3 separate regions of the Homo sapiens genome follow, and regions 2 and 3 are each linked to region 1. A link is a loop called in an ENCODE intact Hi-C map of the cell type or tissue named here. Cell type or tissue: B cell. All regions are shown on one strand.

Evidence for each region. Hi-C counts contacts between places; a loop is a spot of excess contacts. Peaks named below come from ENCODE experiments on the same cell type or tissue, not always from the same donor. Only the 100,000 strongest peaks of a DNase experiment are listed, where the experiment ranks them.
Region 2: a loop joins it to region 1, with 18 times the contacts of the local background. A loop is called at or near these places in 19 of 110 quality-filtered maps.
Region 3: a loop joins it to region 1, with 10 times the contacts of the local background. A loop is called at or near these places in 25 of 110 quality-filtered maps.

The regions. Positions count from the first base shown.
Region 1 is chr12:76,790,121-76,792,620 of GRCh38, reverse strand. All of the region lies in intron 1 of ZDHHC17 (zDHHC palmitoyltransferase 17), which reads right to left. Among named protein-coding and RNA genes, the nearest start is that of ZDHHC17, 27 kb to the right of the region's middle. In B cell, CTCF peaks have their summits at 1,229 and 1,434 (motif pointing right); a DNase peak (open chromatin) is centred at 1,560; H3K27ac peaks cover 528 bases.
Region 2 is chr12:76,687,186-76,689,685 of GRCh38, reverse strand. No RefSeq gene overlaps it. Among named protein-coding and RNA genes, the nearest start is that of ZDHHC17, 76 kb to the left of the region's middle. In B cell, no CTCF peak of the experiment used is centred here; no DNase peak of the experiment used is centred here.
Region 3 is chr12:77,010,175-77,012,674 of GRCh38, reverse strand. No RefSeq gene overlaps it. Among named protein-coding and RNA genes, the nearest start is that of E2F7, 54 kb to the left of the region's middle. In B cell, CTCF peaks have their summits at 1,317 and 1,527 (motif pointing right); a DNase peak (open chromatin) is centred at 1,544.

The DNA of each region.
Region 1 (2,500 bases):
GAAATTACCTCCAAAATCTGCTACTATAGGTAGCAGATAGTAGACAGGAATAGTAGACAGGAATGGGAAGAGCTGGGATAAGCTGAGCTGCGATAAACACTGCAGCAAAGAGAAATCAACATGACAAGACTCAATCTTATACAGCAGGTATAGGGCAAATACTAGTTTATATGCCAATGAGAGATGCCATAATACATGTTTATTTGCATACCTTGATGGGATTATATAACCAATCAACTATTCGCCAAGTGTCTATGTGCAAACTAGTTAACTTTTTAAAATGCTAGACCTATTGTGGTATAAGTGTAATCCGTCTTTGTCCCAGGTTCACGGCACAAGGCTCCTAAAATGCTTAAAATTTCTGAGTGATAGGACTGTTTTTTGTCATTCATTAAAGGTCCCTTTTGACTACACCAGAGTTTATGCCAATGAAGTGACCTGGAGTGGAGCCTATATAGCATAAACTCAGGAGGGGGCTGGTGACTAGAATGACCAAGTGATTAGAGAGCTGGAATTTTCAACTCTTCTTACTGACCTCCAGAAAGGAGAATGAGGTGCTGAATATTAAGTTCTATAAAACCTCCTGAAACAACATTTGACGAGTTTCTGGATTGGTGGAGACATTAAGGTTCTGAGAGGGTAGTATGCCTGGAGAGAGCATGGAAACCACACTCCCCTACTCAGACCTCCTCCCATACATCTCTTTCATCTGGCTGTTCCTGAGTTGTATCCTTTATAATAAACTGAAAAATGTAAGTAAAGTGTTTCCCTGTGTTCTGTGAGCAACTTATGCAAATTATCAAATCTGAGGAGGGAGTCATGGGAACCCAATTTATAGCCAGTCAGTCCAGAAATACTGGAGGCCTGATTTGTGACTGGCATCTGAAGTGGGGACTTCAGTCTTGTGGGACTGAGCCCTTGACTTGTTGCGTCTATGCTAATCCCAGATGTATAGTATAGTATACTAAGTATAGTGAGTTCAGGAATATTGTGAAAGAAGGGTAATGGAAGGGACTTGCCCTTCAAATTTAATTCTATTAAATTTATGGTATTTTGGGTCTCTACGGGTACTTGATTCATTTCTAAATTCTACCTAATACTAACGAACCTTCTTAAAACAAAATAAAACAAAAAGCATACGTATAAAGCTCCTTTTAAAAAAAATTATTTCACCCCAAATTACATTTGCAAAATAAAGGCATTTTGTTACAGCCATAGAAATAGGCAAAAAAAATTTGGCAACAAAGGAAAACCTGAGGTAGTGATTTCTTCTAAATTCTAGGCATATCATAAGGATCTTTAAAGGAATGCTTATTGTTCATAATAAAAAGAGGGCATAAGCATAAAAATATATAACCAAGTGAATAACAAAATGGCAAGAAAAACCAGTTTCCCCTATAAAATCATAAAATAACTTTTTAAAAATGTAATTAGTTAACATTGCCAGCAGATGGCACTATACTCAAGACAGACTCTTACAACCTACCTGAAACACCATGTTTTCTCGGCTTTTATTTTTAATTGACACAATAATTGTACATATTTATGGGATACAGAGTGATATTTCAATACAGGTATACAATGTACAATGACCAAAACAGGATAATTAGCATATCTATCACCTCAAACATTGATCATTTCTTTGTGTTGAGAACATTAAAAATCTGTGTTTGTATATTTGAAAATATACAATAAATTGTTAGTCAGTCTGTAATACTATAGAACACTAGGACTTATTCCTCCTAACTAGCTGTACTTTTATATCCCTTAACCAACCTTTAACTATCTCCTTCCTCCTCTTTCCTGCCTCTAGTAACCACTATTCTACTCCCTACTTCTGAGATTAACTTCTTTAGCTTCCATGTATGGGTGAGAACATGAGGTATTTAACTTTGTGATGAACTGTCTTTCAGGAAAGACTGAACAAAACTGATTTAGGAAAACATTTGGGAAAATATTCATCAACCTTAGCTCCCTTAAATAACAGTTTTCACTTCATTTCCTTCTAGCATTAATCCCTATCTATACATGTATTTGTAACAATATATGTATCGTATTGTATGCAGTGTATTATAATGTCTTTCCACAGACATTTGATGAATGAATATTTATTTATTTAGAGACAGAGTCTCGCTCTGTCACCCAGGCTGAAGTGCAGTGGTATGATCTTGGCTTGCTGCAACCTCCACCTCCTGGGTTCAACTGATTCTCCTGCCTCAGTCTCCAGGGTAGCTGGGACTACAGATGCGTGCCACTAAGCCCAGCTAATTTTTGTATTTTTAGTAGAGACGGGGTTTCACCATGTTGGCCAGGCTGGTCTCAAACTCCTGACCTCAAGTGATCCACCCACCTCGGCCTCCCAAAGTGATGGGATTACAGGTGTGCTCCACCGTGCCCAGCCTGATGAACATTTAAGTAAATGCCTATATGCATATGTTTCTCTCCTCTTCCTATCTCTTTAAAAAAAAGCTTCATTTTTTATAAGAGGTCTAGATTTACA
Region 2 (2,500 bases), 100 kb after region 1:
TGGAACACTACATACCCAAAAAAAGAATGGAATTGTGTCCTTTGCAGCTGGACACAATTTCATTCTTTTCATGTATGCCACTGGAGGCCATAAGTCTTAGTGGATGAATACAAAAACAAAACCAAATACCACATGCTCTCACTAATAAGTGGGAGCTAAACACTGAGCACATGTGCACACAAGGAAAGGAATAATAGACACTGCAAACTAGTAGGTGGGGACAGAGGAAGGAAGGGAAGGGGTGGAAAAAACTACTTATTGGGTACTATGCTGTCTGTCTGGGTAAAGGGATCCATACTCCAAACCTCACCATCATGCAATATACCCATATAACAAACCTGCACATGTAACCCTTGTATCAAAATAAAAGTTAAAAACATTGTTTTTAAAAAGAAGAAAAGGCCAGAGGTAGTAGGTCATGCCTGTTATCCCAGCACTTTGGGAGGATGAGGCAGGTGAATTGCTTGAGCCCAAGAGCCTGAGACTAGCCTGCGCAACATGACAAAACCATGTCTCTACAAAAAATACTAAAAATTAGCCAGGCATGGCAGTGCATGCCTCTAGTCCCAGCTACCTGGGAGGCTAAGGTAGGAGGGTCACCTGAGTCCAGGTGGTTGAGGCTGCACTGCACCATGATCGCGCCACTACACTCCAGCCTAGGTGACAGAGCAAGACCCTGTCTCAGCTACAACAACAACAGAAATAAAGAAAGAAAGAAAGAAAAAAGAACATGTGACACCAGATAGTCAGTATTATTTTTTGGACTATGTTGCAGTGACCTAAGACAAAAAACTCAGCCTTCTGATCTTCCTGCAATCAGCCAATATCTATAGGCCACTTTACTTGAGAGGGCCCCCTGTTGGAGTACTCATGCTATGAGACTCTCCAGTATGAAGAAAAAATAATTTAAATTCTAGTTTCAGCTTTCGTACCAATGGTCAAATATTAAATATTTTAACTTTTGTGGGCCTCTATTTCCTTAAGCTTAAAGTAGATGATCACCGCAGTGCTTTCTAGTTGTAAAATGATGCTCACAGACAAAACTTTGTTATAAAAGTATTGACCCTCTGTCTTTATTACGTACGTGCAACTTCCTCCCAAAAAGGACAGTTGCAACAGGAGAGACACATATCATAACTTGGACTCTTCCTATAATTATAGAAATGAAAGATATTTAATGGATATCCCAGCATTAGACATTTTCTCATAGAGATCTATCATCCATGTAAAAATGTTTGTCAAATATAAAGGGGGCAAATGTTACAATATATGTATTTTCTCAAAAATGACAAAAGCAAAACTAAAACAGTGCCTTTCCAAAAAAGAAAATGCAGCCAAATTTATCTCCCCATGAGGAGAAATAAGGAATAAAGAGTAATGAGATTCCCTGAAACATTACCAGACATGCTGTTAAATATGAAAAGTCACGCCCTCCAGTCAGAGCAGCTTTGTGGTAAGCTCATTGTAATTTTCCATCTCATATTTCTTGGAGGGCTGGCAGTAAGTATTTCCTGATGGTTTTCCTTCTTCCTTTACATATTTAAGGCTATTTCTATCCACTATGAATACATTCATGTATATTTTTCTTATTAAAAATGTTCCCCTGTTTTTTAGCCAGCTTTTCCAACCAGGCTTCAGGCAGAACTTGAATGTGGAAATCGTTTGTCTCCGTACTGCTCCTTTTGACATGGAAAAGGAACTCTCTTCTCTCTGAAATTGCTCTCCAATCATTCCCCCTTTTCCTTTCCTCACACAAAACTGTGAAGAAAAGGAAAGAATTGCAGTCATTTTGGAGTGAACTTCAGGATTACATTTCCTGAGGCTATCTATATCTTCAGCTTTGTTTTTTATTGCAGAAATAAAGGCTTTGTCTCTTTGATGATGACATCTTCTGATGTCTTGAATTCCAGGCATCAGAACAGCGTGTAGGATGAGACTTTTAAAATGTTGTTTGGACCTCTGGGTGGGGGAATGTCGGTCATCCCAACATGGTATCAGCGGGCACACAGAGCCAGCAGAGCCCTGCTCTTTATGTTTAACACCAGCAGAAGCTGAATTGCCCCAACATATGGGGGTGGGGGTTACTTTTTTCTTCCTCCTGCATATTGGGTGAGGACATTTCTGCAGAGACTATGTCATTGGGATCTTAGAATTTGGGAATTGAATTCATCCAAACCAGGAGTTGACATTTTGCTCCTGTTCCATGCCATCCACAGGCACAGACTGCCTTATCAGTAGCACCTCTCCGGGGAGGGAGTTGCCTGGTGGAGACTCTCTGATCCAGACAAACCCTCTCAGTACAAGATGGGGACCAGAGAGCTAGCTGGTCACCATCCAAATCCGGGCCCAAACCAGATTTGAGGGCAAACTTATACAACTGGCAGATCTTCTTTAAGAAAAATAGTACACAATTATTAATAAAATATTAGATATGCAAAGAAGTGTCTATAAGGAGAAAAGAAATCACCACACATTGCAAATCTTATTATTTATTTACTTA
Region 3 (2,500 bases), 220 kb before region 1:
CTTTCTCTAAATTTTCCCTCTCATTGCAAAAGAAGAGCTTACCTCCCATGCAATTGAAGGTTACAAACATTCCCTGTCTGGGGTATAGAAACCTCTAGAACATCCATCACAGGGATGATTTGAAATATTGTCTGTGCTGAAAGAGTAAATTATTCTGATGACTGGGCACCAAATCCTGCTGCAGGTCCTGTAGTTTCCGATTCCTTGGCTGTCAACAACCTTGAAGCAAAACCTAATCAATGTGTCTACTGGTCATTAAAAAAAGAAAATTATTTAAAGTATAAGTCGGCTGGGCACAGTGGCTCTCGCTTACAATCCCAGCACTTTGGGAGGCAGATCACCTGAGGTCAGGAGTTCGAGACCAGCCTGGCCAAAATGGTGAAATCTCATCTCTACTAAAAAAGATCACCTGAGGTCAGGAGTTCGAGACCAGCCTGGCCAAAATGGCGAAATCTCATCTCTACTAAAAATACAAAAATTAGCCACGCTTGGTGGTGGGCACCTGTAATCCCAGATATTCAAGAGGCTGAGGCAGGAGAATTGCTTGAACCCGGGAGGTGGAGGTGCAGTGAGCTGAGATCACGCCACTGCACTCCAGCCTGGGCGACAGAGCGAGACTCTGTCTCAAAAATAAAATAAATTTTTTAAAAAAGTATACATCATTTAGGGCAAATAACTTGGAAATTGTTCTAAAAATTCAGTTAATGCTGCCTAATAAAATTTCTTCCATACTTATTTCTGTGACTGAAGTTTCTTGAGGCTTACAACTAGAGAAAAATGATAAATATGAATAGTATCGATGCTGACCCTTGTCTCATTCTAGCAATAATATTCATCATGGATATGTAAACTAATTTTTAAAGCTTCATATATCTCAAGTATTAATTACTTTTTAATGTTTAATAATTATTTTAAATAAATTTAAATAAAGTAAATAAAATTATTTTCAATAAATATTTTAACATTTGTGTTTCAATCAGTTGTATACTTAAAAATGTAGATAACTAAAGCCTTGTGGTCAACAGAAAAAATTATAACTTAACTTTTAATTTATATTTATTTTTGTTATAGAGAAATATATATAGTGTTTTATATATACATAATATTAAATATAGCATTATATATTAAAACATAAATGTGTGTAAAACAGAATTTAAGTCTATTGGGGAAATGGAATTCAAATATAAGACCAAGGAGGAAAAGGAATTATGTGAAAATTACTCATTTATAAAAGCTTTTTTGTGTAATTTAAAAATAGCTGATGGTGAATATCAAATCCCACTGGTATTTAAATTCCCTTCTATACATTTAAAGGAGAAATATAGCAATTTTATTTTGAAATGTCAATATTCATGAACCATAAGAGATTATATTATTTACAACCATTTAAACTTATAATTAAAATGTTTACATATCAACTTAAAAATGTGCCATAAGTTTTCAAAATTATTTTCAGGGGCACGTGAGCAAAACCATCGGAAGGTCTCAGAGATAGAGCTTCTTATACCCATCCCTCAGCTCCCGCTAGGCTCCCCGCATTGTCCACACGGTGGCAGTAGTGTCTGTGCAGCCTGACGGATTTCCAAAGCTAGAAGACTTCTAAACCATTTCTATATTTCATTTGCAATCAACGTGTTAAATAAACAGTTTACATTTCCCTTGCATTAGAGCAATAAATGTCCACTGTGACTTACCACTGCTGAATTTCAAAATATTTCATTAAAATTTCCAGTCATGTAACAAATAAATAGCTATAAATACCAGAGCTACATAAATCACTTTTCACCCACCTGGGAATGAGCCGGACGTTAAATTCATTTTTACACTCCTCCCTGCTTCTCTCTTCCCCACTGTTCACACAGTGTCTGCCCACCCCTTAGCTTCAGTTGCTAAGCAACTGAAAGAGCTTTGTTGTTCTTGAACACTAACCATTAATTGCCCTCATTTTCTCCAATGAGAACATGCCTGCAGCCCAAATTACCTCCTTTTCCTGAAGAACAGACCAAGATGCTTATAACTTATGCTAATCATAAGGCAAATCCCATCCCAATAGAGAAATGCAAGAAAAGGAAATCCAGAATGCTTGAGCAACTCTGAACATAGTACACAAACACTGTGCTCATAAGGGCCAATTTTGCCTTATTTAAAAGATTATGATTGTATTGAGCACCTATTATATGCTAGGCACTATGCGAGTGCTTAACATGCATTATTTATTTTAATACTCAACCCCACTTTTTGAAGGTTTTTATGCCTCAGAATGGGACAACTTTTTAAGATTGAGTTGGACAAAAGGTAAATTGTTGTTTTAAGGAAGGGGAAATGGGAATGGAAACTGGCTTACCAGTTAGGAAAATCTGGTTTTCTCTCTTTTTTTTTTTTTTTTTTGAGACGGAGTCTACCTCTGTCGCCCAGGCTGGAGTGCAGTGGTACGATCTCGGCTCACTGCAAGCTCCGCCTCCCGGGTTCACGCCATTCTCCTGCCTCAGACTCCAGAGTA